Linked DNA regions of Homo sapiens: region 2 is linked to region 1. The links are chromatin loops, found by intact Hi-C in ENCODE. Cell type or tissue: mammary epithelial cell. All regions are shown on one strand. Each heading gives the region's core, and the rest is flanking DNA. Links, peaks and the distances in the headings are about the cores only. Region 1 overlaps SGMS2 (sphingomyelin synthase 2). Region 2 has its middle 37 kb from the start of PAPSS1.

What was found. Hi-C counts contacts between places; a loop is a spot of excess contacts. Peaks named below come from ENCODE experiments on the same cell type or tissue, not always from the same donor. Only the 100,000 strongest peaks of a DNase experiment are listed, where the experiment ranks them.
Region 2: it touches region 1 in a loop (11-fold over the local background); 2 of 110 quality-filtered maps call a loop at or near these places.

Annotation. Positions count from the first base shown.
Region 1 is chr4:107,855,169-107,872,046 of GRCh38, forward strand. It overlaps SGMS2 (sphingomyelin synthase 2), which reads left to right. Exons shown (of 7, transcript NM_001375905.1): 2 at 3,304-3,385. CYP2U1-AS1 (CYP2U1 and SGMS2 antisense RNA 1) reads right to left here. Exons shown (of 7, transcript NR_125929.1): 6 at 11,740-12,477; 7 at 8,311-9,278. It also overlaps the pseudogene RNU6-733P. Among named protein-coding and RNA genes, the nearest start is that of SGMS2, 39 kb to the left of the region's middle. In mammary epithelial cell, for the core only: no CTCF peak of the experiment used is centred there; DNase peaks (open chromatin) are centred at 7,683 and 8,793; H3K27ac peaks cover 2,500 bases.
Region 2 is chr4:107,748,857-107,765,734 of GRCh38, forward strand. No RefSeq gene overlaps it. Among named protein-coding and RNA genes, the nearest start is that of PAPSS1, 37 kb to the left of the region's middle. In mammary epithelial cell, for the core only: a CTCF peak has its summit at 9,196 (motif pointing right); no DNase peak of the experiment used is centred there.

The DNA.
Region 1 (16,878 bases), core at 6,641-9,140:
GTATTAACTCCTTTGGTTCTTTCTTTTTTCTCCATTTATTTCTGCTTTGATGTTTATTATTTCCTTCTACTAATTTTGGATTTGTTCTTTTCTAGTTCCTTGAGGTACACCATTAGGTTATTTATTTGGAGTCTTTCTATGTTTTCGATGTAGGCATATGGTGCTATAAAATTCCCTCGGTACTGCTTTTGCTGTATCTGATAGGTTCTGGTATGTTGTGTTTCCATTTTCATTTATTTTGAGAAATGTTTAAATTTCCTTCTTAATTTCTTTGTTGATTGTTCAGGAGCATTTTGCTTAATTTCCATACATTTGCACAGTTTCCAAAGCTCTTCTTGTTATTGATTTTTCGTTTTATTCCATTGGATTCAGAAAAGACACTTGGATATAATAGTGACTTTTTTGAATTTGTGGAGACTTGTTTTGTGGTCTAAGATATGATCTATTCTGGAGAATGTTCCATGTGCTGCTGAGAAGAATGTGTATTGTATAGCCGTTGGATGAAATGTTGTGTAAATGTCTGTTAGTAGGTCCATTTGGTCTAGAGTATAGTTTAATTCCAATGTTTTTTACTGATTTTCTGCGTGGATGATCTGTCCATTGCCAAAAGTGGGGTGTTGAAGTCCTCTACTATTATTGTTTTGCAATCTGTCTCTCCCTTTAGATCTATTTTTGTTTTTATATAACCTTTGATTCTTTTAAGGACCTTGTTAAGTTAGTACTATTTATAGATGAGGGAACTAAGGCTCAGGGAAATTAAGTATCATGCCTGGAGCCATAATACTTAATCGTGGAGTCATGCTAAGTGTGGAGTTGGCCTTCAGAATCCTTGTTCATAAACATCAAGCTTTGCTGTCTCTGCAGTGATTTGCTACCGGGAGCAGGTAGAACAATATTCAGTCCCAGGAGATAGCATTCCCTCTTCCACTACACCTTGTGATCAAGAAACCTTCTCTATATTTACCTGCCTCTGTGATTCTACATTAATCATCTCACAGTAGTATTTTGCTGTTGTTATATAATTTACTTTATTCCTTTGTGAAATTATACATTCTACATATACTTTAAAATAAATCATGAACTTATAAGATACTATTTAAAATGAATGTAGTCTTAATGTAACACCATGTTAAGATATATACAGAAAGGGATTTTGGAGTAGTAAGCTTGAATTTGTTTTGCATTTCCAGTATCTACCCTTTTGCCCATTCTCCTTTTTGACAAGGGCACACATTTTCAGCTTGACTAGATGAAAAGTGCTAGGTTTGGCTACGTAACTGAATAAAATCTATAAGCTGACCATATTAGAAATATCATTAATACCATGCTCTAAACAATTGTAATTGTCCACAGACTTGAGTTAGAGTGCAAAAGCAACTATCTGCTTTAATTTTATTTGCGTGGAGTGAGTGGGGATGGTAGGTGGAGTCGAGAGAGGGTGATAACCGGAGAAGGGTTCCAAGTGAAACGAGAAAAACATCCTCCAAGGATAAGGTGATCTTTCCAGAGGGGTAAACATGTACCATGGGGAGTGTAGTGTACAGTATCTGAAGTGTAAAACTAAACTGCTTGTCCCTTTTAATGGGGTCTAGTAATGCTTACTGGAATATAGCATTTTGGGCCAGTTGAAGTTTATTTCATCTGTTCACAGCATTTCAGATATTCTTTTGTTCTTTTAATTTTACAACAGTTGCACTGAGATGTAATTCACATACCATAAAACTGGCCTTTTTAAAGTGTACAAATCAGTAGTTTTTGGTGTATTCAGAGTTGTGCCACCAACCCCACTATTTAATTCTAGAATATTTACAGCACTCCAGAAAGAAACCCTATACCCATTAGCATTCACTTTCCATTCTCTTCTTCCCCTAGCCCTTGGCAACCACAAATCTTTCTGTCTTTATGGATTTGCCTATTCTGCACATTTCATATAAATGGGATCATATAACATGTGGTCTTTGTGACTGGCTTCTTTCACTTAGAATAATGTTGTCAGGATTCATTCGTGCTACAGTGTGTATCACTGCCTTATTCCTTTCCATTGCCCAATAATATTATATGGGTTTGCCACATTTTGTTTATCCATTTAATAGTTGATGGACATTTGGGTTTTTTCCACTTTGGGGCCATTATGAATAATGCTGTTATGAATATTTGTGTACAGTTTTTGCTTGGACTGGTGTTTTCATTTTTTTGGGGGGTATATACCTAAGAGTGACACATTTGTTCTTGAGTTTCTTCCAAGAGTTGAGTATTTTTGATTAAGATGGGATCTCAACTAAAAATCGATTTCTGGTTGCACATGAGTGTACATCCTGCAGTTGTTAAACAGATTTTAATGAAATTTGTTAGGTAGTTAAAAGATATATATATATATATATATATGCTACCAAATCATATACATATATGCACTATTGGGTAGTCTCAGGTTGTATTCTTTGGATATTCATATTGTGGTTCTATGAACTGCAGACCTCTGGCCAGTAGCCTATATTTTGCTTCCATCCACAAGGCAAATTTCAACTAAAAAATCCATTGAAAGACTGCAGCAACTGTATGTATTTCAAAGGAAATCTTCCACCATTTAGTAGAAGGTGACAGATTATGCACAGCACATCAACCTAAGTTTCTGTGACACTTAGTTTGCCCTTTATGTACATAGTCCTTCTACTGTCCTATAAAGCCCTCTGCACTCCTCTTCCCTTCTCTATGCCTAGTTCACAATACTCCCGCCGTGCTTTCCATTCTTTTTAAACCTTCCTGGCTCATTCTTGCCTCAGGGCCTTTGGGCCAGCCCAGCCGTTCCCTCTGCCTGGCTTACTCTTCTTTTGTAGCTGCCCCACCCCCCCCATCCCCAACCCTTATTAAGTCTTAAATATCCCCTTAGAAAGGCTTCCCTGACACCACTTGCTCTACATCGACCACATCAGCCTTGCCCTGACTCTGACTGACTTTTTTGAGTGACATTGACTGGTCTTCTTGTTTATCTGTGTGTTCCTGTGTTAGAACGCGAACATCAGGAGGCAAGGGAATCTGCCTGCCTGCCCTGCTCCAACTTTAAATAGGGGCTGGCAGGTGTTAAATATTAGTGGAGTGAATGGCTGAGTTGCTTTTCTTGACCTGAAGTGTCAGTACCTGTTATAGCCAGTGTTTTCCTGGCAACTCTCCTAGAGGGCCAGTATTGGAGAGCTCTAGGAGGGTAGCATCAGAGGGCTCTTCATTCCACCTCCACCCCCAGAAAACTAGCAAAACATAGCAACAAAGCCTCATTCTTATTTAATCTCTGACTTTTTCTTCCCCTAGAGCTGCATCCTGTGGCCCTATAACACTCTTCTCCAAAAGGACCTGCCAGAGACTGGGAGTGTTGACTGCTGCAAGGACCAAGGTGGGAATTGCTGTGCTACCATCTGGAAACAGTAGGTTTGGTGCTTCCTGCTGCTATAGCATGAGTCTAACTTACATCAGCTGAAGGTTGGCTGTCTATCAGTTGTCCTGCAGCTTTGCTGCTGCTATCTTCCCTTCTCTGGTTAAGACATTCATAAATGTCGTAACTCTGAGAATTTTTATTTCATCCTCAGGAGAGTCTTAAATTTCAAGTTCTTTCAGGTGAATGGATGTTTTCTCGGTCTTGGATTGCCGTTTTAAATGACAGCCAGAGAAATAGAGGTAACCCCATAACTTTCTAACCTGTTTGCATTACTGCCAAAAGAGAGCACTCAATTAACTGTCTCAACCATGCCTTAAGAAAACAGAAAATCTTCAAAGAGATATCAGTCAGCCATGCACCTTTCAGCAACAGTACGGAAATTACTAGCAAAGTTATTCTGTTTTTATAGTTATCTAAACCAAAATTAAAGAGCTGTGGCAGTTATACCCATTCTATGCCCACTGAGGAAGAAGAGGTTTTGCTTGTGTGGTTGAAGCAGTACAACTCAATTCACTGCCTAGAGTACTTGGAATTTTATTTCAAGTATAATTTTATTCTTGAAAATAAAAATAGTTGCATTTTTTAGTGCAAAAGAGTTTCCCTTTTCTTGCTATATCTCTGGGCACCTTAAGACTAGGGTTCATTTGACCCTGATGATAGCTGTTTTGTTTTTTTTTACTTTTTATCATTACTGTTTATTGTGGTGTTTGCCTAAAAAGATTTCTACCCTAAGATAGACACCAGGACCATGTAATCCCAAATCATTTAAAATAAATATTTGTAGGTAGTTAATATTATTCAGCACAGTATTCTATAACATTATTTGTCTTCTGTGAAATTCACAATAATTCTAGGAATGTTGCTAAGGTTAGAATGCCTACTTTGAGCTGGCACTAAGAATGGCAGCTATTTCTAAATATTTGACACCATTTTGATATCTTTCCCTTTGTCTGGTGGTGTCTGTCTCATTGAAGCTGAGTGAAGAAAAGAATTCATTTATTCAACAAATACTTACTGAACGCTTTCTATGTGCCAGGCATTCTTGTCAGTGTTGCGAATGAGGCAGTGAACAAAACAAAATCCTTTCATGAGCTTTAAAAAAAGCTCTTGAATATCCTCAGCCAACAAACCAGAGCAGGGAGGCACAGAGGACTTGCCTCGCTCTCAGGTACTCTGGGGAAACCCCCTTCAGGATGGCAGATGGACACAAGCAGGAAAGGAGAGAGTGAAACCCTGATTTGGAAAATAAAGTAGTCGTATGTTCTAATTTAATCACTGCAGAATTTTAGAAGTGTGTTAAAATAATAAACCAAAAAAAGGTGCTAGGTTGATATAACTTGGGCTTGAAAAATAAAGGATTACTGTTTTTTTTTTCCTTTGCAATGTCCCACACACTTGATGTAAGGATTACTTTTTAAGTATACCATTTTCATACATTTCGCATTCACAGAGTCTGCCCAAATTCTGCCTCCACCATCCTCTCAGCCTCTGTCAATGTCTAAAGCATCCTTCTAGAATTTCTTTATGCATAAATAAGCAAATAGGAATATTCCTATTTGCCCTCTTCATAATGTAAAAGATAGCGTACTATATTTCTCTGCAATGTATGTTTTTTTTCCTTACAATATATGTAGGAGGACTTAATAAGCTAGTACTAAGACACTTTCCTCATTCTTTTTTTAAAGCAGTTACAGAATAACAGAGTCCATTTATGGATGTTCCACAGTTAAAATAGTGATCTATTGATGGACAACATTTGGGTTGTGGCCAATTGTTTGCTCTTAAACAGTACTGCAGTAAGTAACTGTATGTAGGTTATTTTGCATGTAGACAATATATCTATATAAACTTGTAAAGTAGAATTGCAGGTCATAAGGTGTATGTGTAATTTTAATAGATATCATTAAATTGCATCTCTGAGAGGAAGGTGTTTTTTTTTTTTTTGAGACGGAGCCTCTCTCTGTTGCCCAGGCTGGAGTGCAATGGTGCGATCTCGGCGGCTCACTGCAATCTCCACCTCCTGGGTTCAAGCAATTCTCCTGCCTCAGCCTCCTGAATAGCTGGGATTACAGACACCCACCATTGCGCCTGGCTAATTTTTGTATTTTTAGTAGAGATGGGGTTTCGCCATGTTGGCCAGGCTGGTTTCGAACTCCTGACCTCAGGTAATCCGCCTGCCTCGGCTTCCCAAAGTGGTGGGATTACAGGCATGAGCCACTGCACCTGGCCAAGGTTTTCTTATTACATATCTACTAGAAACTTGTGAGAGTACCTGCTGTCATCAGCGTCTGGATATTTTGCCAATTCTCATAGCTTAAATGTCAGACTGGGTTGCGTGCCTTGGCAATGTGTTCTTATAGCATCCTGAACTTTCAATTATCTAAACATTTATCTCCCTGTGTGATAATGATTTGTTTGTTTCTCCAACCAGACTGCAAGCTTTGTGAGGCCAGGGACTAGGTCGGTCTCTTTCGCCTGGCCATAACAGACATTCACATATCTAATGAAGTTTAAATACATTTTCGAAAGATGAGACAATTAGTGGTAATTTAGCTCTCAGGGTATACAAATGCAGTAAACTGGCTTGCTGTCATAGATGGGGCTCTACTGCTATTTAATTATTAGAAATCTTCAGTTTCAGCATGGGAACAAACATTCTTCTTTTATGTTACTGCAATTTATATTAAGCAGGTAGTCAGCAACAAATTCATGAGGTTAAATCCTCAGTTATCTGCTGGCAATTTGATTTCCCAAGACCTAAATTCGATTTTGAGAATCTGAAGAAATAAGCTTTCTACTTCTGGTTATATGCATGAGCCAAAACATTTTACAGGGCTTCAGGAGGTCCACCTATCAACTACGAACCCCAAATTAGAAAACTTGCTTGAGAGATGTGGTTAAGGACTTTGAAATAGTTTGGAGAGTGATTCAACCCCCTTATTTCTTGCCACTAGTAATTGCAGCCTACAGTTAGCCAGTTCTAGATAATGAGGGTACTCTTTTCTTAAATCTGTTATGGACTTTGGTGGAATTCAAGAATTTTTTAATATGGAAAGATTTTTTTCCTTAAATATGCCTTTCAAAAAGAAAAATATTTTGGAGGAGATAAAGGATTAACATGTTTAAGTTGAAAATCTTTGCTAAGTAAACTCATATACCCATTTTATAGTTGTTAAAAAAGTGAAGTAATTCATATCTATTTGATTTTTAATAGTTCTTACAAATATCAGGATACTGAAACCCCAAGGTAAGGATGAATATTATTGGATGAAAGGAAGAAAAAATAAAATTTTCTAAACAACTTTTGTATCCTCCTGTTCATAAACATTTAATAAATCTAGAACTCAGGACTGTCCCACTAAGATTAGGAGTAACATTTAAGCACACCCTTACATCTTATTTTCTTGTTTCTATAGCAGGCATGTCCTCTGACAAGAAGAGCAAAAACGAAAGAAACAACAACAGAAATCCCAGTATTGGGGTGGTGGTGGGGGCGGCTTTTCTAAAACCACTTTTCTTTCTCTGAGTATTTAACGCATAGAAATGACTGGGAAAGTAGCGGAGACCTAAAATAATAGAGGAAAAGCCGTAACTGTCGGAGAATGTATATGGAATGCAAGCCCACAGTGTTTTGTTCTAGATTTTTGGCTCCTAGAGTAACCCAGGCACACATGCTAACTTAAATTTGAAGATGAAGGTTAGTAAGGTGACTTTAGGCCAGCTTTGCTATATATTTGTATTTATGACGGTATTGGAGGGTGAACCTCCTTGATTCCGAAGCTACTTATATTGTGCTAATCAATTCTTGTTATCAAAGAAAAGGGACAGATATGCGAATATGTGAAAGAACTAATTCTTTTAAGGATGACAAGTAATTTCCATGATACTGTATAACTCTTTTCCCTTTTATATGTAAGAACCCTGTAATTAGCTTTGTCTTAAAAGTTTTTTTTCAAAACTCTGTAGGAAAAATAGTAGCCTATATTTCAGCTACAAAGGACCTGTTTATTCTGTGTACAGCATAGTGCCTTTTGAATGCTCCTGACTTAAAGAGAATGACTGAAGGAGCCTCTACCAAGAGTGAGAAAGTGGGAAAGAACACTGTCAAGTTTAAGCACTAAATCAGCAGTCTAGTGTTGGGAGGACGTCGTGCTGAATAGATTTCTGCCTTATATCCGACTGTACCTGTGCCTGAGTTGTCTTCATCCTGCCAAACACAAACAAGTTGCTAGGCAACAGGAGTGATTCAGATGTTCTGAACACCTCACTGAATGAAATGTCTAACCATGATGTTTCCAGGAAATGCCGCCTCTACAAGTCACTGGGCAGCCTGATAAACATTTGCATGTGCCCTGAGGTCAAGTGACCTAGAGCTTCTCGCTTATGTGTTATAAGGTGGGGCCAGCTAATGTTTGGAAGAATGCCACCTTACTGGGCAAACATGGATAGTTTTCATGCTCCTACATGGTAACTGTGAGGAGGAAGAGTTGGGGACAGGACTGGGAGAAGTGCAGTCTCTCCCCAGAAGAACTCACCAGGATGGAAATCCATTGCCCTTGGGTCACATCTCTAATTGTAAAAATAGCCCAAGATCCCAGAAAATCACAACATAGCATGGTTCCAGGAGCCTGGACTCAGATGCGTTCAAATTCTACCTCTGTCACTTGTTACATTTCTAACTTCATACCTCAGATAGGGGTGGTAATGGTGACTACCCTATACAGTAGTTGTGTGTATTAATGTTAGCATTTGGGGAACACTAAAACTGGCATCTGTCATAAACTCTGGGAAAGCATTAGCTTGCTCGCCATGCTCTAGACAGCTCCTTGAGAGGTGGGGGCTGAATTGTGAAGGAATGAAGAAGAAGAGAAGTGAGATCTTTTCCAAGGATGTATTTATTCTTTTATGATTTCAAGGACTGCAATCATAGAAATTTTAACCATAACATCATTTAAGAAAGCTCTTCAAGGTCTTTCAGCACTGCATACTTTGAGAATTATGTATCAAAAAATGACCTCAGGGTTATGCAGCGGAAAGGCCATGCGATCATGGAGCATTGCTTTAGGGCTTCCAGTGGATATGTAATGCTCTGAAGCTAGATATGGGTTTTTGCTTTACTGTTTTTTCCTTCTGTTATATCCCCCTTTTTATATAAGATATAATAAAAATGCAGTCACAAAAAGTAAACCACAGTAAGTCAGATGAAATGTTTGGGCTCTGTGACATATATGGAAACCATATTTATACAGACACATTAGTGACTCATTTAGGAAAAGAAAGGTACCTGAAGCTCTCTGGGAAAGGGTAAGATAATTCTGGTGTCTTTGAGTGTGTGGGCTGCCACATTCATTCAACTGCTATTCTAGGGCTGGGCTGCAGGTTCTTGGCTAGTGGCCAGGAACACCAACACAAACAGGACATGGACTCTATCCTTGCAGCTCATAACCAGCAGAGGAGATAGCCCTGTGTTAAGCAGTGAGCTTTTAAAACCCTGTGCTGGGCTGAAGAGATGTGTAGGAGCATAGGTATGGGGAGAAAGCCAATGGCATTCAATCTCAATCTGATCTTTAAGAGTTCTAAGTTCGCTTGAATTTATCTTTGCAAGGGAAATCAGAATGTTAGAGAATTGTGTTGGGAATGTGTCACCACATGCCAGGCTAGTGGCTCTGCAGTTCCTGAGCAATGTTTTGTAGTAGTGACTAAACCCTGCTCTGAGGAAGTGGTGACATTAGGAGATGCAACGGAGAGTAAAAGTAGTTGGAACCTTTCTTCCTGAACTTGCAGAGTCTCTCTCTCTGGTTCTGTCTTTGCTGACTGAGAGATGGTGGTGTTTCCCAAGGAAGTAGTTGGCCTGAAAGTCAAAAGGATGAAAAGGATTGGGGAGTGACTCTCAGAGTTGCCTCAAAAGCCAGTCATAATAGTTAATTTTGAATTAGGTAGAAACTCTGGTCAGTTGTACAACATAAGTACATGACGTTTTATTCAACAGCTATAGAGATTTCTTTAAAAATATGTGTTTTTAATTGACAAATAAAAATTGTATATATTAAGGTGTATAACATGATATAATGATTTATTTATTGCCAAAATAATGGCCTAGTGTCTTAAGGTTAACTTTTCAATCTCTATAAAAAGTAAAGGAGAAAGCCCGTTGAACTGTAAAATTTTCCAGCTTTCCTTGAAGTCACAATATATAAAGTGCTTCACTGAATTTAATGTTGAAGGTAGAATCCCTGTTTTATATGCAGTCTTATGCCTTGAATAACTTCCTATAAGTGTATGTTGGTTTGGGGAAAATGCATTTAAGTTTGGTTTATTTTATAAAGAGCCCAGAGGTTTTTCTATTTTATTACCATTTACATGAATTTAAGTTCTCTATCTTTCATCAGGTATCTTTATGTTACTTGGTGGAAAACTGTATTAACATTATTCATAAAATATTACTGAACAAACATAACATTTTCAAAAACAGCCATAAATAATGCCTCAAGTGATTCAAATAAGCTTCGATAGAATTCACGTTGTTTATATTTGTTTGTTCCAAGAAGCATTTGAGATAGGAATTTATAGTTTTAATGAACAAAGTTCTAAGACATAATCAGCTGCTTTCTCAAAGCTATCTGGCTTAGGAGTGTATGTCATGTATGATGTTAAAACTGGAATAGTCTGCAACCCAGAAAAAAATACACAATCTGGGATTGCTAATCTTTTACGAGAGAGGTCTCATCTAGCTTAATACTGTAAATTGTCTACCTTTAAACATTAATGCTAATGGAATTTATAGTTTAACTTTAAATCAAAATATGCAATTTCAGATTACTTGGGATATTATTATATTTCAATTTTAGGTATTTTGGAAAAGGCCTTTTAAAGTACCAACTATTTATAAACACTAACCAGTTTATACTAATTGGTATTACATTATTTCCTAATTTTGAATCTGCATCTGTATAATGGTCAGTTAGAATTATAAAGCAGAATACTTTTTTATATTCTTTCATGTTGGCCTCTGAGCTCACCCAATAACTTTTCTATTGTTTACCTTCTAATTAACTATCTCTTGTTCTAGGGAATATGACCTTTCAGCTACAACTTTATAAAATTATTTTCATTAGCTTTAATGCCTTATTTCTTCTCTAATAAACCTGAATCAGGAGCTCTTCATTAAGATCTTATTTAATTGGTTTCAGTCCTGGTGGAAATCCCCCCACCCCCATAGTCTCCTCTTGTTCCATTCAGATGCCTTAAGTAGTGACTAGAACCTAATGGGTGATTCTTCCATGAATTTATTTTCCTTTTCATGTGGCTTATTCTGACTGTGTGATTGCCACAAGAAATAAAAGTATAAGATCAACCATAATATGCCAATGGCCAATCATTTAGCATAGCCCCTTATTTGAGAATGTGATAGGGGTAGGACAGAAGAAACTAAGGACCAAGGAGATTGCATTAATTCTCATCAAGTGGCAGAGTCAGGGTTAGAACCTGGATTTTAGGATTCTAAGATGTTACAATGTACATTTGACCTGAGTTTAATTTGCTTCTGAGATTAGCAAGGGCATGTTGTAGGGGCCATGGTTATTGAATAAACTTTTGTTATTGATTAATAGTAAATTCACATGGATGTGTTATCCACAAATTATCTACATCAAGCTAAATAAAAATACCAAGTTAAAAAAAAACTCTTGGCTGGGCATTGTGGCTCACACCTGTAATCCCTAGCACTTTGGGAGGCCGAGGTAGGTGGATCACCTGAGGTCAGGAGTTGGAGACCAGCCTGGCTAACATGGCAAAACCCTGTCTCTACTAAAAACAGAAAAATTAGCCAGGCGTAGTGGTGTGCACCTGTAATCCTAGCTACTCAGGAGGCTGAGGCAGGAGAATCGCTTGAACCTGAGAGGCGGAGGTTGCAGTGAGCTGAGATCGCGCCATTGCACTCCAGCCTGGGTGACAAGAGTGAAGCTCTGTCTCAAAAAAAAACCAAAAACAAAAAAAAAACAAACCAAAAAAGTGTTTGGGAAATATTAATATATGATGGGACCAATCTCACGGTGGTGTTCTGAGCACTAGATCATATGATGGTTAGTACATTCTTTATCAATAAATTACCTTACCCTATTTCTTTTCTTTCTGTGAGACATGGGATTTTTATTTACCTTTTTAAACTTTCTTTGGTGAGGTCACTAACATATCTTTTATTTCTTTCGTTTTATATGATGATATATTTTTAATATGGCCAAGAGTCTTAGAAATCTGTAAAGTAATGGTGTTACACTGAGAAAACTACAACCCAAGATTGCAAAATTACTGACCCAGGATTAATCATGACTTGTTTGTGGCCAAACTGAGAGAGAGATTCTTGGATTCTTGTTTTGTGACTTCTGATCCAGGGCTTTGTCATGGCACTATCAGTTTTTAAACTTCTTTAGCCATGGAACCCAGATTTCAGATGAGATTTTGGGTAACCCCTCTAAAATAGAAGGAAAAGCAGAGCTCCTCAAGTTGAAAGGAGGTGGAGGCCTGAAGACACATGCACATGGCCTCCCCAAGACTCTCTGTACTGTAACATACTACTCTCCTCCACATAGTTCACAACACAGATGAAGGGTGTACTCCTTCTCTCCTCCTCCAAATATGGTCTAGTTCTTTTCTGGAGCATTTCTGTCCCCTATATCTGAAATGAACGTAATTGGAAAGATTGGAGGAGTTACCGACCCAGCCTGGGAATTACATTTATAAATGAAATGCCAGTCTTCCCAGTTGATTCTGGAACATTTTTCCTGTGTGTCAAGAGGAAGCAGTGGGGAGATGTTGCTATGAGAATCCACTGATGTCTGATGTTGGTTCTTCTGACATAGCAGGGCTGTGCTATCCCATTTCCTTTTCTTTGCTGTAAGAATTCACCCTGAAGCTGTGTGCTCATTTGCGACGCTTTTCCCAAAGAGGGGTAGAACAGCCTGCCGAGTCAGAGCTACCAAAGTACCAAATGCTGGCTTCACTGCTTACTAGTTGGTGACCTTGGGCAATTCACTTGATATCTCTGTGCTCATCTGTAAAACATGGGTAATAATATTTAACCTCATAGAATTGTGGAGATGATTAAATAAGATAATCAAAGCATTTAGAACTGTGGCATTTGGGCAATAGTAAGTACTATATGAGTGTTAGCTATAGCTCTTGTTCTTAAGTCTAGGCTATATAAATTTATTTTTTTTATATGGAACACTTCGCGAATTTGTGTATTACCCTTGTGCGGGGGCCATGCTAATCTCTGCGTCATTCCAATTTTAGTATATGTGTTGCCGAATCGAGCACAGGCTATATAAATTTAAATCATTAATAGGATACATAGTCAAAATTTTTAAACACTTGGAAAATATTCCAATCTAGTGTTGTTAAACTGAAATAAAAATATATTTTTGGCAGAGGAAATATAGCATAATAGTAATAAAGCCCAATTAGCTCTGCATGATCACAATGTTGATGAAATTGTTTAAAGTGTATATTTGTAAATACTTTTCCAAATAAAAGCTTAAAATAACAACAAAGCCACAATATAATAATCACTTGGGTTTGCAATATAAATTAGATTGTTAAAGGCTTGGAGAAATTTTCACTTTTACTTAGTTTTGCATGATTTTATCGTAGGTAAGGAAAGCTACACAAAGTGGTCAACCAACATTTCCCAGAAAACTCTTTTTGACAGTTGATCTTCAAATTAAGGTTTCTGATTGCACTTCGGTAAAAACCTCTGCAAAGAAAGTGTGTATTTAGGCTGTTATCTGTTGAAGAGCAATAATGCCTTTGATGAGTGCATTCTTATTCTTAAAGTTGCTGCCCGCCAGGTGTGGTGGCTCTCGCCTGTAATCCCAGCAGTTTGGGAGGCCTAGGCGGGTGGATCACCTGAGGTCAGGAGTTTGAGATCAGCCTGGCCAACATGGGTGAAACCTTGTCTCTACCAAAAATACAAAAATCAGCTGGGCGTTGTGGTGGGCGCCTGTAATCCTAGCTACTCGGGAGGCTGAGGCACAAGAATTGCTTGAACCCAGGAGGAGGAGGTTGCAGTGAGCCGAGATCGTGCCACTGCACTCCAGCCTGGGCGACAAAGTGAGACTTTGTCTCAAAAAAAAAAAGTTGCTGCCATTTTCAGAATAAAATGAAGCCTTTTTCTGCTCCTGTAATCATAGGATTCTGGAGCCCTATTTTAGAGTTAGGATTTTCTTTTTCCACTATCCCTTTTGTACCTGCCTTTAGCACCCCTGGATATTTTTCACATTTGAAAGCTTTATGATTATTGAATATTATGTTCAAGTAATTTTGTGCATTTTCTTACTATTGACAGCCTTTGAACAAGTCTGATTTGTACTTACAGAACACCATTTTTAAGAGATTTGTGTAATTGTGCATGAATATAGGTCAAAAGGTAGAAGTAAAGAATAGTAGCCATACCATGAACATGTTGGGCACAAAGCACCCAAGAGGGGGAGGTTGGTTTCTTAAGAAGCAGAAAGTTATAAATGGAAATGAGTGTTTCTTTTTAAAAGGGAATTTAGGAGAGAGGGGACACTAGGTTTTGTAACCCAACTGGGTAGTGAGTGCTGTATTTGAAAGTTCATTTCTAGGTCCAGTAGCACATACCAGGGAGTTGTAGCAGGAAAGGTTTGTTGGAGGATATGACATCTGCTGAGACCTGAAGCACGAGAGCCAAGTGTGTAAGCAAGTCGATGGGATTGGGAAGAAGTTTAGGCTGCTAAAAAATTTTTACATAAAGCTTGATAAGAGGGGATATTGCATGTGAAATAAACAGAAATTCAGTAAATATGGTGGAAGTGCAGGATTTAGGGGATGGAAAAAAATACTAGTTTCAAAAATTGAGGCTAGAAGTGAAGGTAGGGGCCAGATTATGAAAAGCCTTGTAAGCAATGCTAAGAAACAATAGATGTCAGAAGGACATGCCACCATCTAAAAAGCAGTCTTGAGAACAAGTAATTGGATAAAGGTGACCTGACTAGGTATTTGTTTTTTTAAGTAAATTGTGTTAATTTTGTTAGGTGTAAAAATGGCATTAGGGTCATGTTGGGGAAAAAAGAATCTCTTTCTTACAGATGAAATTACATGGTCTCTGAGACTGCTTCCAAAAATACAGAGTAGAGGACAGATTAAAAAAAAAAGATTTCCTGTGATAATTGTTATGGCTAATGGGGTTCACTGTAGTATTTTCTACTTTCATTATGTTTGAGATTTTCTATTATAAATTTTTTCTTAAGTCAAAATAAGCAATGGACTTTTGGGTCATAGGGAGCCATTTAAGGTCTTTAACGAGGTCAGTAAAGCAGGAAATAGATTAGGAACAAAACCAGAGAGGAAGGGAGTGCTGCATTAAATACCATGATTGTGGAGCTGTCAGTTTTTCCTTGTGTAGGAATGTCCATGATTTTATATCTTCTTGGTGAGCTGTTCTCTATTATCTATTTTCTCAATACTTTTACGTTGTACTCTAGTTGTAAAAGTACTGGTGATGCCTGCTATTCCTAATAACTATATCAGCCTTTTATTTACAAAATAATCTTGTATGTAGCTTTTTAGTGGATGGATTGGATCCATTTAAAAATTGTTGTGGCTGTTGATTTGTTTGGACTTATGTCTGTCCTCTGTAAGTAAGAGATGTCTGTGAAAAGAAAGCAGAGGTAAATAGATGGGAGATTAAAATGGACAGGATTTGTAGTGATTTTCAGGTGAGCAGGGGAGGGAGTTTGAAGTCGGGTAATAGCCAACATTTATTTACTCCGAGTAGCTGATTGGATGGTGGTACCGTTTACTGTGATAAGAAATGGAAGAGGAGGTGCGTGAGTGGAAGGAAATGTCAAGTGTGTTTTGGTACATGAGTTGTAAGCATCTGCTTTTTCTTTGTTCTTAGAGCTATGAACTCTTAGATGGAATTCATTCCTTTCCTTTAAAGATACCCGCCATTAACCCATAATCACTTTTGCCAATTTTAAGATTTCCTCTAAAGTATAGATGCACGTTAACCAGAATGTCATTTTTGGTTTCGTTTGGTTTGGTATAAGCTTTGGAAATGGGCTCCCAATGTCCTATGCTTATTGATGCAGATTATGCTGTAAGAGATAATTTTAGAAACAATAAAAACAAAAACTCATTTTCTAGGCTGCTTCTTTGTTTCATGGTAAGCAAAGAAGTATAATTCTTTGATATTTTTAAATATAAATTTTTGATAGCATGTTTATATTTTAAAAAGCAATTTAAAGTGATTATTTATAGGCAAGCACTTTTATTTATATAGAGTCATCAATGACAATTAGATTTAATGGAAATAAGATTAACTATAAAATTACATCTTTTAGCTTCCTAATGCTAATTGAACATTGAGTTTGTAATGTTTCCTGACTACCTCTTGGCATTATGTTCAGGTTTAGAGACAGCGATTTTAATCATCCTGTGTTTTTCTAAGCCCATTTCACCCTTTAGAAAACAGTTTTGATCATAGTTCACTCCCATGGATAGACCAGTGCCAAACCAAATAGGATAAGTACTTGGCTGATTTTCTATTCACTGCTGATAGGCGGAGCTTGGCATTTTAAAAGGCTATTAACAGAGAGAGAGAGACTATTTTACTTATTTCTGATTTTATTTTCAGTTTTTATCTATATACCCTAGACGTTTTAAAAATTCCTGTTAAGTTATATATAACCAGTCTTTTTCCCATTTTATTTCTGTCATTTGAATTTACTTTTCACTTTTACATCTACCTGGCATATGGTTTCACTAAACTTCAAATGTTATTTCAGGCTGTTTTCTAATTTGTAAAAGTTTTTATCTCTCATTGTTCTTTTTAAGTGACTTCTGCTTGGGAAGAGGGGAAAAAGCAGTTACTGAATCAAAAATGCCTTGAGGACGGGAGCCAGCTTTCTCTTCTGCCGCCTTCCTTAGCACTTAGGACCCAATTCTGCACAGAACAGGAGGACATAAATAATTCTGTCTTTGTTGGCTGTCTGTTTACTTTACCTTCTAGGCTATCAGCAATAGTATTAACCATTGCTACATATTTAACCGGCAAGTACTGGTATCTTGAGTTTGGTCACTGTTTTTCATTCAACCCAGGGTACAGTTTTAAAAGTTTTCTATACCTGTAGTTTCTATCCCGTTTACTCAAGATAAAATTTAAAAACGTCTGCATTGAAGGTCAAATTCTGAATTCTTGTTAGATATTTGATAGCTTTAACTTTTATGTCTCCACATAATGCTTTTGTTTTTATTCTTCCTCTGCTTATAATATTGCATCTTTAGCCTTTTTTAAAAAACCTAATATGCGTTAAACACTTATTTTAAAAAAACAGCACTGGGATGATCAATTAAATAAAAGTCCATCATGACCAGTGTAATTAGAATACTATACACATGCTATTTTGATCTATTATAAATAGAAAAGAACT
Region 2 (16,878 bases), core at 7,865-10,364, 110 kb before region 1:
AACCCACACATTAATTTCAAGCAAGCCACTCAGAAACCCAGATGTTGCAATACTATTTGATAATGGTGAGAATCTTCCCCCTTTTAGAAAGATTTTGTGCTAGGCTTCCTTATCATTGCTGGCTGAGCTACGAATGGCTGCCTTTGGGTCAGGTGCTCAGTTGGGTCTTGTCACCTGGGACCAGGAGATGGGATCATGTCATTTAAAGTGCAACAACCAATTCACTAGGAAACACCCAGATAGAAGCCATGGGTCAGGAAGAAAATGAATCACATACTACTCTTTTCCATAATAGACCAGTGTTCCCAAAGTTCCTTCAGTGGAAACACCACTTCATTGGGAATGCAGTGTGCATTTTGTGAAAAAGGATCTTCTGATAAATTTCATTCCACAAATATTTATGAATGATTACTAAGTTCCAGGCACAGTTCTATACTCTTAAATATCTGAGGAACGCTGTGTTACACAAATTAAACAGATTTTTATGCTGCAAAACTCTTACCACTTTTAACATGCCAGTGAGCCCAAGTGAAGGGCTATAGATTGTACTATCTCTCAAATTTATAATACGAGTGCTCTTTTTCTGAAAAACATTTCTTAAGCCTCATATTACACAAAACATACATCTTGAGAGACACTTAAGTATACAGTTGAAGATCCAGGAAATCACACTGTCAAAGGACACATGTATTGTAGCTAGTCTCCACAGTTACCCCCTACCCCTGATGAACCACATATCCTGGTATTCATACTCCTATGTAGTCCTCACCTACTTTGAATCCAGGCTGAACTTGTGACGACTTACTTAGCCAACAGAATGCGGTAGAAGTGACTGTATGCCAGTTCCAGACTCAAGCTTCACAGCCTCTTAAGAAGTGTGGCTACCTTGCTGGAAAAACTGCATGAAGAGGCCACATGGAGAAAAAGAGGTTCTCAGACTATTTGGAAAAGACCAAGGAACCCACCCTGCAGGAAGAACCGAAGTCCCAGATATATGACCCTGTTGAGCATTAGCCAGATGCCATCATTCATGCCATCCTAGATGAAGTGACAGACATGGGAGTAAAGAAGCCTTCTTGGATGTCCCAGTCCCAGTAGCTATCAAGCAAATCCAAGATGAGCCCTCTCTGTATGTCCAAGCCAAATGCCCAATGCACAAAATTGTGTGAGATGATAAAATGCTTGTTGTTTTAAGCCACTAAGTTTTGAAGTAGTTTATTAGGCAGCAATAGTTAAAAAAATATTAACTATTCTGGAAAAATTACTACATAAACAATGTATTGCACCAAGATTACATTTATAAACACATATGTCTATTTCAGAAATGACCCATTTTAGAGGAAATACTTTAAATATCATTTATTTATAGAGACTTAAATAATTTCATGGTTTATTATAATAATTTTCATTCATTTACTTTTGTACCTCTTTATCAGTAAAAATTAAAAATCAAATAAAAGTTATAAAATATTTAATCACAGAGAAACCAATTTAATTGTACATATTTCTTGCAGTAAACAAATTAAAATGCTTGCATACAATAAGAAACTAAGAAAAAATTGGATTGAACTTGAGACACGCATTTGTTTATAAGAGGCTAATCTAATTAAAAGCACATCTGTTTGTTTATGCTGCAAGAAATCTCAATAGCAATTAGGAAATTATAAATTCCTAACATAAAAACTAGCCCTAATTTTAGTCAGAGGACACCATCCTGTTATTTATAAGCTTGGGGGTACTAATTATTTACCGTGCAGAAGGTAAAATGCACTAGTGAAACACAGTACTCCTTCTCCTTCTCCTCCTCCTCTTCCTCCTCTTCTCTTCTCCTTCTCCTCCTCATCCTCTTCCTTTCTCCTTCTCTTTTGCTCAACCTTCCCATAACTTCTAGTCCTTTTCTCCTTCGATGTCCAAAATACCGAGTAGGTTATAATATCCTGCGTTTTTGTGATGCAGAGTCCTGAAAAAAAACCCACACATTCATTTCAAGCAAGCCACTCAGAAGCCCAGATGTTGCATTACTATGTTATAATGGTGAGAATCTTCCCCATTTTAGAACTCACCCTTTTCTAGGCTGAGCAGCCTAGTAGCATAAGATGCACAGGATCCTAAATCACAGTTCTTCTGTCCTTACATTAAAGCTGCATTCTTCTTGGTTAACATTACTAGGCATGACTTTCTGATATTTACACAAATTATTTCATACAGATGTTTTAGTATATGCAAATGACTAAGCAGAGTTGTTTAATAAGAATTTAAATATTTAAGACTAAGTTTTCATTTTGGAATTACAGTAACACATTTCAAGAGAATACAAAAAGATGCACTAAATAACATTATGTCCAATAAAGCACAAAGTTAATAATGTTGTTTAAGGAAAAACTGGAAGAAAGAGGGCATTTTTTTCCTATTTCTTTCAACCAAGTGTTTGGAGGCTATCATAGGGTTGTCTACTTTGTTTTGTGTTTCTTTTTAACATGTTGGCTTCAATTCTTCAGTTTTGACCTTTTGATCTGTCTTTCATCTGACAATTCCAGGACAAATGCTGGAGTATAACACATATTTAATGGAAGTATTATAATTCAGGCAGACTGGCATCTCTCTGGTTCCTATAAGAATTTATTTCTATCAAGCAACAGTAGTACTCTATGTTACCTCATTGGTTAGCATACAGTGCCTAGTGTTAACTTTCCTTTACCTTCTAATCATAAATTAGATTCTACTATGCTAATCTTAAGAGCAACCGTTGTATTAAAGGAAACAGATCACTATAATTCAATCTAAATTTACTTAGAAGTAATTATTTCATTAAAGGTACTATACCTGAATAGATCAAGAAACTGCTCTCTAGTTGTGTTTCTGCATAAATAATAAACTGACTGAGACATGAAAGAGTACCCTGAAGAAACTATAGATATGAGTACGGTGACTCACTGGTTTGAAGAACAGAAAGTTTCTCTGTGATGCTCCACAATGTTTTCCTTTCTTCTAGTTTTTTTTACGTTAACTTTGTGATTTGTTGGACATAATGTGTGTATACAATCTGCCCTCTGCAAACTGGAAAGTTACAAAAGCCCTTGGTGTAAATATTTAGCCTTAATCCAAAGGCTTGGGAACTGGGAGAGCTGACAGTGAAACTCCCAATCAAGTTTGAAAGCCTGAAAACCAGGATAGACCATTAGTGTAAGTTCTGAGTCTGGAGGCCCAATAACTGGAAGCTCTGATGTCCAAAGGCAGGACAAGATGAATCCACTAGCTCAAGAAGAGAGAGTGAGGACAGGCACAGTGGCTCACATCTGTAATTCCAGCACTTTGGGAGGCCAAGGTGGGAGGGTTGCTTGAGGCCAGGAGTTCAAGACCAATATAGCAAGACCTCGAGCTCTACAAAAAATAAAATTAGCTGGATGTGGTGGCATATGCCTATGGTCCCAGCTACTCAGGAGGCTGAGGCAGGAAGATCACTACAGGTTGAAGCTGTGGTGAGCCATGATCATGCCACTGCCTTCCAACCTGAGAGAGAGAGGGAGACCTGACCTTCTCTGGGGGGAAAAGAAGAAGTAGAGAGAGAGGGAGTGAATTAATCCTTCCTCCATCTTTTTGTTTTACTGAGCTCTGTAAGGATTAGACAATGCCCACCCACATGGGTGAAGGTGTGTCTTCTTTTTCCCAGTCCACCAATTCAAATGCTAATCTCTTCCAGAAACTTCCTCACAGACACACTGAGAAATAATGTCTTACCAGCTATGTGGGCATCTCTTAGCCTGGTCAAGTTGACAGTAAAATTAACCATGACAGGAGTAAACCTAGATAAAGCAAAAACTACAGAAAAACATATGCAAATATGTTTTACCTCTCATCAAATCCTAAAAAAATGATATTTTATCTAAAGAGAAAGAACCCAAGATGGATAAAATCTTTGATATGTTAATTCCATTTTTACTTTGTGTCTATGCATGGAGGAGTATGGGGGTATAGGTATACACAATACATACTTATGTACATACTTGTATAAAAATAAGACCAAGTTATTTTTTCACTTGGACATCAAGGTAGAGATACTATAGATGTCTGTTAAAACAGAATTTGGGGGGAAAATCTGCACTGATTACTCTTTAACCAATCAAACTAGTCAGGACTCCTTTGGTCACAAGTGAGTGAAACAATTCAAATGCAATTAAGACGAAAGTGTCTTTATAGGCATAAAGAACTGAAAAGTTTAGATGTAGTACAAACTTCTAACACAGCTGGTTTGAATGCTCAGAAGACATGAGGATTGTTTCTATGAATCCCTCAGCTCTCCGTCCATCTGTGTCAGCTTTACTCTGGAAAAAGTTTTTAATGAGGAATATCAGTTTGGCCCGCAGCTGTTCCAGGCTGCCATCCTAGACTAAAAACTTCAGCAGAAAGACAGGAACCAGAGAGATGCAGGTCTGTCATGCTAGGAGGTGTCCAGGGACTGCATCTTATCTTTCTGTCCTTGACAATAAACCCACCTATTCTAGAACTTATCACAAGGCTGGGGTGAGGGCAGTGTATGGAATGTTCTGACTGGCCAGACTAAGCCACAGGTCTTCTGGAACTTGGGGAGGGGCTGCACAGTAGGAGATGTTATTCCCACACAAATGATAAGAAAAGATGGAAAATGGAATAATTCACTAAGGAAAGTTGGAAGTTCTTCTACCAATATTGGGAGGGATAAATACTTGACAAATAGCACCTTCATATTAACCTGCTTAATTTCTTTCTTAGAAGGGTATACAATAGGATGGGGTGGGAAGATTCAGTTATTTGTACTTGATAGTTATTTGAATTCTAGAGAAGGGAGAGTTTATTCAGTTAAAAAAAAAGTAGATTCAAGAAAAGTTTAAGGACTGTGGAAAAGATAACTAGCTCTCAGGGACAGTAGCAAAGAGCAACTGGCCAAAAAATCATACTACTGAAGTTTTACAGTTGATTTCCTTTGCCTTTTCTGACCTAGCATCACCTTTTGAGCACCCTTTCCACATCTAGGCAACTTTCTGCCTTTTAATCCACCTCCACATGGTAGAAGCCAGAAAGCTCACTTTGCCACACTCACTTGCGGCGAAGCTACAGGCATATAACCTAGGCTACCCCAATCACACACACCCATGTGAGACATCATCCCAGAAATGAGCTACATGGCAAGGCAGGAGCTGAAGGAAATCCACATTTTGGCATAGGTAGCTGCTGAGATGTCATCTCTCAAGGTCAGAATGACAGAATTCCTGATGTTTCATATCCAGAGTGAGTGGTGTATGCTTTAGTGTCCAGTTGCATCAGAGCCTTTACTGCCACAATCTCACAATGTGGTTAGAGCATTGTTTCTGACTGCATAGCCTCCAAACCCAACTCTTTAACCCTCCAAAGACTCTCTGAGCTATCTAATATTCCTTAAGAAATATCCTTTTTCTGCTTAAACTAGCAAGAATCTTAATTTGTAAACAAAGACCCTAATTGAAACAGTGACTGTATCAAATTTCTAGGGCTGCCATTACAAACTACCACAGAGTAAGTGGCTTAAACAACAGAAATTTATTTTCTCATAGGTATGGAGGCTAGAAGTTAGAGATCAAGGAGTCTTCAGGGTTGGTTTCTTCTGAGGCCCCTCTCCTTGTCCAGGTGGCCATGTTCTCCCTGTGTCCTCACATGGTTTTCCCTCTGCAGCCATCTGTGTCCAAATTTCCACTTCTTATAGGGACGCTAGTCATATTGGATTAGGACTCACTCTAATTACCTCTTTAAAAACGCTGTCTCCAAATACAGTCACATTTTGAGGTACTGGAGGATTAAGACTTCAACATATAAATCTGGCAGAGACACAGATCAGCTTGTAACAGTGACCATAACTGTACCAGAGATAACAAAGAGGACCAAGATTTGCAGAGAAGAAATTTACCGTTGCTATCAAAGAAGTTAATGTACATACTCTACAAATGAAAGAGGAGTATTAAAATATTTATATTGGAAAGACAAATTTATGTACTGAAATTTACCACAAGTATAGCATGGTGTAAAAGAGAAAACTGAGCAATCGTTAGATGAGTTTACCAGTGCAGACACTAGATCCTAATAATAAAATTGGGTCAAAATTATTTGGATAGTTGACTAAACTTTATATTGAATGTTATACAGTGACCCCAACCTAAATTCTGTACTTACTGTAGGAATAAGTATAGCCCTCCTAGATTAAGAACACGGACATTGGACAGTCTCTTGGTTTACACAAATCACAGTTTTGCCACTTACCAGCTTTGCAAGTTTTCTGTACCTCAATTTTCTCATTTGTAAAATGGGAGTAATTAACGGCATAATTTTAAAAGTCAAATATGCATTATATGCAAAACATTTATAATACCTGGCTGATAATGGTTTGGATTTGTGTCCCCACCCAAATCTCATGTTGAATTGTAATCCCCAATGTTGGAAGAGAGTCCTGGTAGGAGGTGATTGGATCATGGGGGAGGATTTCCCCCTTGCTGTTCTCATGATAGTGAGCGAGTTCTCACAATATCTGGTTGTTTAAAGGTGTGTAGCACCTCCCCCTTCACTCTCTTCCTCCTGCTCTGGCCATGTAAGATATGCCTCCTTCCTCATCACCTTCCGTCATGATTGTAAGTTTCCTGAGGCCTCCCTAGCCATGATCACTGTACAGCCTGTGGAACCATAAGCCAAATAAACCTCCTTTTTTTTTTTTTTTAAATAAATTACCCAGTCTCAGGAAGTTCTTTATAGCAATGAGAGAATGGACTAATACAGAAAATTGGTACTGGGAGTTGGGCATTGCTATAAAGATACCTCAAAATGTGGAAGTAGCTGTGGAACTTTTTAATGGGCAGAGGTTGGAACAGTTTGAAGAGCAAAGAAGAAGACAGGAAGATGAGGGAAGGTTTGGAACTTCCTAGAGACCTGTTAAAAATGCTGGTAGTGATATAAACAATGAAGTCCAGGCTGTGGTGGTCTCAGCTGGAAATGAAGAACTTATTGGGAACTGGAGCAAAGGTCACTCTTGCTATGCTTTAGCAGAGAGACTGGTGGCATTGTGCCGCTGCTCTAGGAATCTGTGGAACTTTGAACTTGAGAAAGATGATTTAGGGTTTCTGGCAGAAGAAATTTCTAATCAGCAAAGCATTCGAGATGTGGTTTGGCTGCTTCTAACAGAATGGGCTCATATATGTGAGCAAAGAGATTATCTGAAACTGAAACTTATATTTAAAAGGAAGAAGAGCGTAAGAGTCTGGAAAATTTGCAGCCTGACCATGTGCTAGAAAAGAAAAAAAAAATTTGTTTGCGGGGGAAATTCATGCCAGCTGCAGAAATTTGCATAAGTAAGGAGGAGCTGAATGTTAATAGTCAAGACAATGGGGAAAATGCCTCAAAGGCATTTCAGAGAACTTCAAGGCAGCCCCTCCCAATACAAGTCCAGAGGCCTAGGAGGGAAGAGTGATTTTGTGGGCCAGGCCCAGGACTCCATTACTCTGTGCAGCCTGAGGACTCTGCTTCTTGTATCCCCACTGCTTCAACTCTAGCCATGGCTAAAAGGGCCCCAGATATGTCTAAGGCTGCTGCTCCAGAGGGTGCAAGCCTTAAGCCTTGGCTTCCACGTGGTGTTAAGCCTGTGGTACACAGAGGGCAAGAGTTGAGGCTTAGCAGCCTCCACCTAGATTTCAGAAGATGTATGGAAACACCCGGATGTTCAGGCAGAAGTTCAGCTGCAAAGGCAGAGCCCTCGTGGAGAACCTCTACTGGGGCAGTACAGAGAGGAAATGTGGGATTTGAGCCCTCACACAGAGTCCCCACTGGGCCACTCCCTAGTGGAGCTGTGAGAAGAGGGCCACTGTCCTCCAGACCCCAAAATGGTATATCCACCAATAGCTTGCACCATGCACCTGGAAAAGCCACTGGCACTCAACGCCAGTCCATAAAACCAGCTGAGGGAGCTGTACCCTGCACAGCTACAGGGGTAGAGCTGCCTAAGGCCTTGGGAGCCCACCCTTTGCATTAGTGTGGCCTGCATGTGCAACATGGACTCAAAGGGGATTATTTTGGACCTTTGAGATATAATTACAGCCCTGCTGGGTTTCAGACTTACATGGGGCCTGTAGCCACTTTGTTTTGGCTGATTTCCCCTTTTTGGAATGGGTGTATTTACCCAATACCTGTATCCCCATTGTATCTTGGAAGTAACTAACTTGTTTTTTATTTTACAGGCTCATAGGTGGAAGGGGCTTGCCTTGTCTTGGATGAGACTTCAGACTGTGGGCTTCTGAGTTAATGCTGAAATGAGTTAAGATTTGGGGACTGTTGAGAAGGGATGATTATATTTTGCAATGAGAAAGACAATATTGGGAGGAGCCAGGGGCAGAATGATATGGTTTGGCTCTGTCACTACCCAAATCTCATGTCAAATTGCAATTCCCATGTGTCAGGGGAGGGGCCTGGTGGGAAGAGATTGGATCATGGGGGCAGATTTTCCCTTATTGTTCTTGTGATAGTGAGTGAGATCTCTCACGATATCTGCTTGTTTAAAAGCGTGTAGCTCTTCCCCCTTTGCTCTCTTCCTCCTGCTCTGGCAATGTAGGACATGCCTGCTTCCTTTTCGCTTTCCTCCATGATTCTAAGTTTCGTAAGGCCTCTCTAGCCATGCTTCCTGTACACTCTGTGCAACTGTGAGCCAATTAAACCTCTTTGCTTTATAAATTACCTAGTCTCAGGAAGTTCTTTATAGCAATGCAAGAATGGACTAATACATGGGCATTCACTAAACACTCAACAAATCGTGGTTATTACTACCTAAAACAAACTAAATTCCTTCAGAAGTTGTAAACATCCAATATATTTTATTCTTTTTAATTTCCCATCCAATACATTTCCATGACTAATTGCAGTATTTTCCTACCATTTCAAAGATTTTTCTCCCAACCTTCCCCTCATGTTCTTTATTTACCCTAAATGATCCTGGGCATTTGCTACTTTCTCATTCTAGTGCTTTCCTCATTCACAGCTGTCTTCACATGTATAGATACATAATCATTAGTAACCTCTTCCTTTCTTCCCTAAATTTTTAAAACTCTCCTCAGTTACCTCAGGAAATTCCTTCTTGATCTCTGGTTCCAATTTTAAAGAGTCAAGATCCAGTTATATTTTGAAGTAACCTTTTTATATTACACGAATTTTATGGGAATAATTCTAAAGGTGAACACTAGATGGCAACATTTTTAAATTTTGCTGTTCTAAAATCTAGTCTGATAGATGGCAAATGCTGAGAGCCTCCAAATAGGAGTATATAGTTCTTTAGTTTCTTAAACATTTTTTCCTTCTAGTTTTTAAACATCAGATAAGCTTTTAGATCTCTCCATAAAGGAACTGTATGGTGTTTAATTCTTAAAAATAAAGCATTTCTTTTTTATATCTTATATAATCCCTTTTTATATCTTATATAATCGTTCTAAAATATTTTCTAATTTTATTTTTTCCTTAAAATAACAAATCTAAGCTGTATCTATTTATTAATTGTGCCATATTCTGTTTAAGGTATTTTCAGTAGTTTAGTTCTTTGAAATAATAAGCTTTTATTTAATTTTACAGAGAGCTAGAGATGATATTTTATATAATATATATAACAGAGGTATACATACTTTTTCCTTTCCTCATGTGTTTTCTTATGGAAATTTGAGCTCAGAGACTAAAAATAACAGGTGAGAATTTCCTGTCATGAGGATGAGGAAGAGTAGGGGTGTAGTTTCTACGAAAAAGTAATTGTTTTGCAAATCTTCTAATTTTCCTTAGGAAGTGAAAATGTGAACTGGGATTTCATTCCTGGTAAAAATGTAAAATTCTTTAAATAAAAATATACCTTATTATAAAAATATATTTTACACTAAGGAGCTTTTAATACAAAACATCACTTAGGACTCCAAGACCAAAATGGACAAAGAATAGGAACGATAAAGAAGACATGCAAAAAGCTAATTACCACATGAAAAGGTTAAAAATCACTAGCAGTTTTACAAAGCAAGAATCAAATGCTCTTTTGCCTTTAAGTTTAGCAAAAATAAAAACAATGTTTGCTGTCTTCCCCTCCCCATTATCAGACTGAATATTCAAAATATTGTAGTAACAGCCTGAGTTCAAATCCCAGCTCAGAATTCTACCTATCTATCTGGACTTGGTCCAATTTTTTTACTTCTCTCCACTACAGTTTCCTAATCTGTAAAACAGGACTAGTTAGCAAAATGAGGATTAAATATGTTAATCCATGTAAAGTTTAAAAAAGGGTACCTGGGCTGGGCATGGTGGCTCACGCCTGTAATCCTAGCACTTTGGGAGGCCGAGGTGGGCATATCACAAGGTCAAGAGATCGAGACCATCACGGCCAACATGGTGAAACCCTGTCTCCACTAAAAAATACAAAAATTAGCTGGGTGTGGTGGTTGGCACCTGTAATCCCAGCTACTTGGGAGGCTGAGGCAGGAGAATCACTTGAACCTGGGAGGTGGAGGTTGCAGTGAGCCAAGATTGCGCCACTGCACTCCAGCGACAGAGCGAGACTCCGTCTTAAAAAAAGAAAAAGTACCTGGTTGGCATGATGATATTTTGAATACACTGAGTTAAAGAGAATATATTATTAATTTTGTAAGAATACCTGGCATATATGTGTTTACCTAATATATGTACCAGTTATATTAGCATTGTATAAATATTACATAGTATAAATATTATAATTTTATTCCAGTGGTGGATTGGGTATAGAATGTTTAAAAAAATAAACAACAGAACTATAAAGATAAGTAGACAAAAAAGGCTACAGAAATATTATTAGAAAAAGAAACAGAAGGATCTTCTAGAAATGTAACTGTTTAATTTTTTAATCAATAAACAGATTAAACAGGTTTTAAAGGTATTTAGAAATAAACTGAGCATCAATAATATTCACAATCATAAATAAACTTAACTCACTATTAAATGGTTGATTGTCCAGTTGTATTTAAAAAATCCAGCTAAATACTGTTTAGAATACGGGGACATAAAACATAAGGACATAGTAAAAAGTTAGTAAAAAGATATACCTGACAGATATTAACCAAAAGAAATCTTGATGGAATATTAGTATTGAAACAAGTTTATGACCAAAAATATAAAAACAAAAACAAATCACCCCAAAACATTATTAAGGAAAACTAAGTTCACCAAGAAGCTTTAATGATTTCAGTTTTGTATGTGCTTGATAAAAGAGCCTTAAAAATATAAAGCAATAATTGATAGAATTACAGGAAGAAATGGACAACTCTACCATATAATGGAAGATTTCAATATTCATTCACTCATCTTATTCAACAACTATTTTTGAGTGTCTGCAGGCTAGGGACTCTTCTACTCACTGGGAAGAAAACATAAAAATCCTTACCTTTTTGAAGCCTAGATTATAATGGAAGGAGAGAGAAAATATATACAAATACTTAAATATAGTATAACCTTATGGAAATATATCCAGGATAACATAAATTCTAAAACTATAAAATGGATGTTTCGCTCCCATCCACCACTCTATCCTACATGTAGAACAGATAGGGAGGAGGAATATTGCTTTTGTTCTGAGGTTGGGGGATGGAATAGGGTACATAATAGATAGGGCAGCCAGGCAGCAAACTAGCACAAAATCCACAGGAGAAGTGGAGTTCGAATCCCGCTTGCTCAGTAATTGCCCCATTCAATATTCCCAAACTGGGCCAACAAAATTTGCACTATCTAGCTAGGAATTTCCTGGAATCATTACTGCTTTCCTGACGTCCAGTCAACTACAGGCCCGGAATCAATCCCGTCAATATTTAGGTTGGAGTGGACAATCACCGCCGGGTGGTGCCAAACTGCTAGGACCAGGATTGATTCGCATAGTGAAGCAATATCTCCAGGACTGTGCACTCTCCTACTCATTTTATTAATTTCCCGCTGAAAAACAAGAAAAATAAATCAAAGATGAAAGGTTGGAAAGGAAGACAAAGGACTTCATTATTTTACAAATGATACAATAGTGTATACAAAAATTCCAAAGACAACCTACTAGAAGCAGTAAGTTTACCATATCATTGCTATGCAAAATTCAGCTGCATTTCTATAAAAATCTAACAAGTACTCAGTAAACATTTCTAGAGCATAACAAGCACAAAGAAAATTTAATGTAAAAAGAGATTCCATTTAAATAGCTCAAAAATAGAATACCTAAAATTAATTTAATGAATAATAATAAAGCCTGTACAGAAACGTTATGAAACGTTATTAAAATACACTCAGATCTAAATAGGCTGTGTTCATGGAAAGGAAAACTCAATTTTTTTCAAAGTCAGTTGTCCTCAAATTGATCAAGAGAGCTAATATAATCACAATCAAAATATCAATAGAAATTTTGTGAAACATGACAATTTCAACATAATTCTGAAATTTATGGAAAAGCAAGAATATCCATGGCATGCCTCAATTAAAAATGGAAACTTGGCCAACAAGATATCGAAACTAATGATGAAGCCATAATAATTCAGATAGTATTTTGGCATAGGGAAAAGCCAAATGACCAACTGAACGAAAGAGAGAACCCAGAAAGACCAAAGAATATATGGAAACTTGATATATAACAGATGGCAATGGTGATCAATGAGAAAAGTTTATACTAAAATTAAACAGATAAATTTCTATTTATAATAAATAAATAGGGAAAAAATCTTTCTACCTTAGAGTAAAATCTTATGTAGATGGAAAGATGAAGGTAGAAAATCACCATTTGGCAATCATCATAGTAATAACTGATTCAGACAAAATTGCCAACCAATGCCAAAACTAGTGGGTTGCAATTTGGTAAACAACAGAGTAGTTACATCCTCTCAAACTACTTCTACTTAAATTACTTTATTACAAAGAAGAAAAAACAGTACTATTAGAGTGAATAAACCTTGAAGACATCACCTTAACCAAGTAATCAAAGTTGACAATATCAAAATTGGGAAAAACTGATATTTTATTATTTCTGTTGTGTTGCATGGGAAAGAACACAACCTCATCTATATAGTATTCCTGATAAAAAATGGATAACCTAAATGCAATCATAACGAAACATCCCATGAAGAAAACCTACATTCAAGGACATCCTACAAAATAATTGGTCTGAACCGTTAAAAAATGTCAAGGTCAAGAAATATAAAGATAGACTTAGGAACTGTTCCAGATTAAGGGAAACAAAAGGGACATGACAACTAAATGTAATACGGGATCCTGGATTGGATCCTGTACCGGGGGAGGAGGAGATGGAAGGGTAGAACAGGGTGGCTATAAAGGATATTTTTATTAGGACTATTTTATTAGGACAACTGAAGAAATTTTAAAATAAATTATAGACTAGGTAAAGTATTACATTAGTGTTAAATTTTCTAATTTTGATAATTGAATATTCTCATTCTTAGAAAACATATGCTCAAGTATTTAGGCAATGAGATGTCATCTGCAACTTATTCTCAAATGGTTCAAACAACAAAACATGCATAAAAAGAGATAACAAGAAAGCAAATTTGGCAAGTGATAATAATTGAATCTGGTGAATGGTGTACAGGAAATTTTGCAATGTTCTTGAAACTTCCCTGTGCTTTACATTATTTTTAAAATTAAAAGCTAAACAATAGCAAGAGAATGGTAAATAAAAAACTGAAAACAGTGGTTACCTCAGAAAGTTGGGGAAGGCCGCAGAGTGAGAGAAGGGAGAAAAACATAGGTAAGTGCAACAGTGCTGGTTATATTCTAGTTTCTACATTAGAAGATGGAATTTTGAACATTCATTGTGTTATTTAGCTTTAATTATCTATGTGGTCAGCCCTCCATATTCATGGGTTCTGCATCCCTGGAGTCAACTGACTACAGATTGAAAAATATTTAAAAACATACAAACTAAAACAACAATAAAAATAACACAAATTTTTAAAACAATACAGTAAAATGACTATTTACATAGTATTTAAACTGTACTGGTTACTATAAGTAACCTAGAGATGATTTAAATTATGCAAGAGAATATGCACAGGTGAAATGCAAATACTATACCATTTTATATAAGGAACCCAAACATCCACAGATTTGGGTATCCCAGGGGATTCTGGAATCAATTCCCTGTGGATACTGAGGGCTGATTGTACATTATACATTATATCTTTGTGTATGTATCAAATATTATATTTTAAAAGAATAAAGGGAAAAAAGGATAATGAGGCATGAATCGAATATGTCTGATGAGCTGTATGAAGGCATGAGCTGTATGCCCTTGAGTATGTTTCTTTTTCTCTCTGAAGTTCTGGTTCATCACCTACAAAAAAAAAGGGAATAAAAAGATCTATTGTGTTGTTTTGTGTAAAATGTTTGGCAGCAAGTGCTCATTAGATGGTAGCTGTTGTTATTTTCTCTGATAGGGCAGAGATAAAGGCAGAATACCCACAATGATAGGCTTGATAAAAGTGATGAAGATTTGGAATGTTCTTCATCACCAATTGGTAAGGAAGTTTCCTAGGGAGTAAAACTGAGCCAGTGTTGGGAATGAAATAGATAGAGAGTCAATGAGCTTTATATATATATTTTTTTTCTCAGCTGCACTCCATAGTCTGGAAGAAAGACTTGGAAACAAAACCTCAGATACTTATATTGAAAGGTCTTGAGGAAGGTCAACAAAGCAGACGGGGCTGCAGAGAATGAGGCAAGTGCAGCTGCTCAGGGGATTCTGCCTGGGCAGCAAGCTTTCTCTTATCTGAAATGTTGGGAAAGGAGACACTATTTAGGGGAAGTCAAAGATATAAAGTGAGCTGATAATTTAGTAGGTTAACTAGAGACTGTGCATGGAAGAATGCCTAACAGAATAACAGTTTTCCAGTACAGAATACGTGAATTCATTTCTAATTTATACATGAAATAAAAAAATTCTTTTTAAATTTTGTATTTCCATAGGTTTCTGGAAAACAGGTGGTATTTGGTTACATGAGTAAGTTCTTCAGTGGTGATTTGTGGGATTTCAGTGCACCCATCACCTGAGCAGTATACACTGAACCTAATTTGTAGTCTTTTATCCCTCACCTCTCTCCCACACTTTCCCCCAAATCCCCAAAGTCCATCGTATCATTCTTATGCCTTTGTATCCTGGTAGCTTAGCTCTCACTTATGAGTGAGAACATACGAGGTTTGTTTTCCATTCCTGAGTTACTTCACTTAGAATGATAGTCTCCAGTTCCATCCAGGTTGTTGTAAATGCCATTAATTCATTCCTTTTTATGGCTGAGTAGTATTCCATGGTATATACATATACACCACAATTTCCTTATCCAATCATTAATTGATGGGTGTTTGGGCTGGTTCCATATTTTTGCAATTGCAGTGTGGAGATTCCTTAAAAAAAACTAAAAGTAGAATTACCATTTGATCCAGGAATCTCACTACTGTGTGTCTACCCAGAGAAAAAGAAGTCATTATACAAAAAATCATTCTTACATGATATATGTACAACTAGCTTGTACAACTTCCCGTATAGTTTGCCAGTTTTTATGTACCAACATCCCTAAACAAATTTTAAAAACTCAATTAAATATATATTGAGCAGCCAGTTTGTTCAAGGACAGCTTCACTATAAGGTATATAATAAAAGAACTGTTATAAGTCAATGATTGAGTGAAATTTTAATTTTTCAGTGTCAACTCTTTTATAGGAATGAGCATATACACACAGCTAACTTAAGCCCACCATGCATGAAACTGAACTCAAAAAGTATGAAAAGTAGAGCAAATTTAATGATGTTTATACATCACTAAGAGTCAATTCAGTGAAAAAATTAAATAACATCAATTGTTTGGTATCCAAAACTTGAAACTTTTTCTATGTAAACAGTATATAGAGACAATCTATCTCTCTAAAATAATAGAAATATTGCCAAAGTACTATACTATACTAGTTGTTGGTATGTGGGAAATTCTTTTGGTTACTTGTTTCTGTGTTTAATTTTGTGAATATTAATTATTTATATTTTACATCAACTATTTATCATTATCTTATTTTTATATCAATATGGTACTTTTCTTTAGAGACAAGGTCTCACTATGTCACCCAGTCTGGGGTTGAGTGGCGCAATCATAGCTCACTGTAACCTTCAACTCCTGGTTTCAAGCAATCCTCTCACCTCAGCCTCCCAAGTAGCTAGGCTACAGGTATGGGTCATTATGCCCAGCTAATTTTTTATTTTTATTTTTTGTAAAGACAGAGTCTTGTTACATTGCCCAGGCTGGTCTCAAACGCCTGGCCTCAAGCAATCCTTTGGCCCTGATCTTCCAAAATGTTGGGATTATAGGCGTGAGCCAATGTACCCAGCCCAACATGAACATATTAATTAACACAATATTATCTATCCTTTCTCCTTTCCTTGCTTCCTGTACTAAATGCAGACAACGTCAGAGATGAAGGCAGATATTCAAGTGGAGGATTTTAAAAGAAATTCACTATAAAATTCTGGGAGTTACAGGTACAAGAACTAGTAAGCTAACTATTGTCTTGTTTTTACTCTGACAGCTTTGCTACAGTCACTGTGTTCTACACAAATAGAACGATATGGAGAAGTTATGACAACTAAAGTGAATTTCCTGAGAAATGTAATTTTGGAGAAATTGAAGGATTTAGGAAGAGATGATACTCACAGAGACATAGCAATGTTGCATTTGAACTGATGTAACAAACTGATTATGAAGAGGCATAGTGGAAGAAAGGGATATTCAGGGGAACAATAAAAAGTCATCTGTGACCAACTAAAAATCCCATGTTCAAAATAGCTCAAAGAATCAAAATGCTACTCTT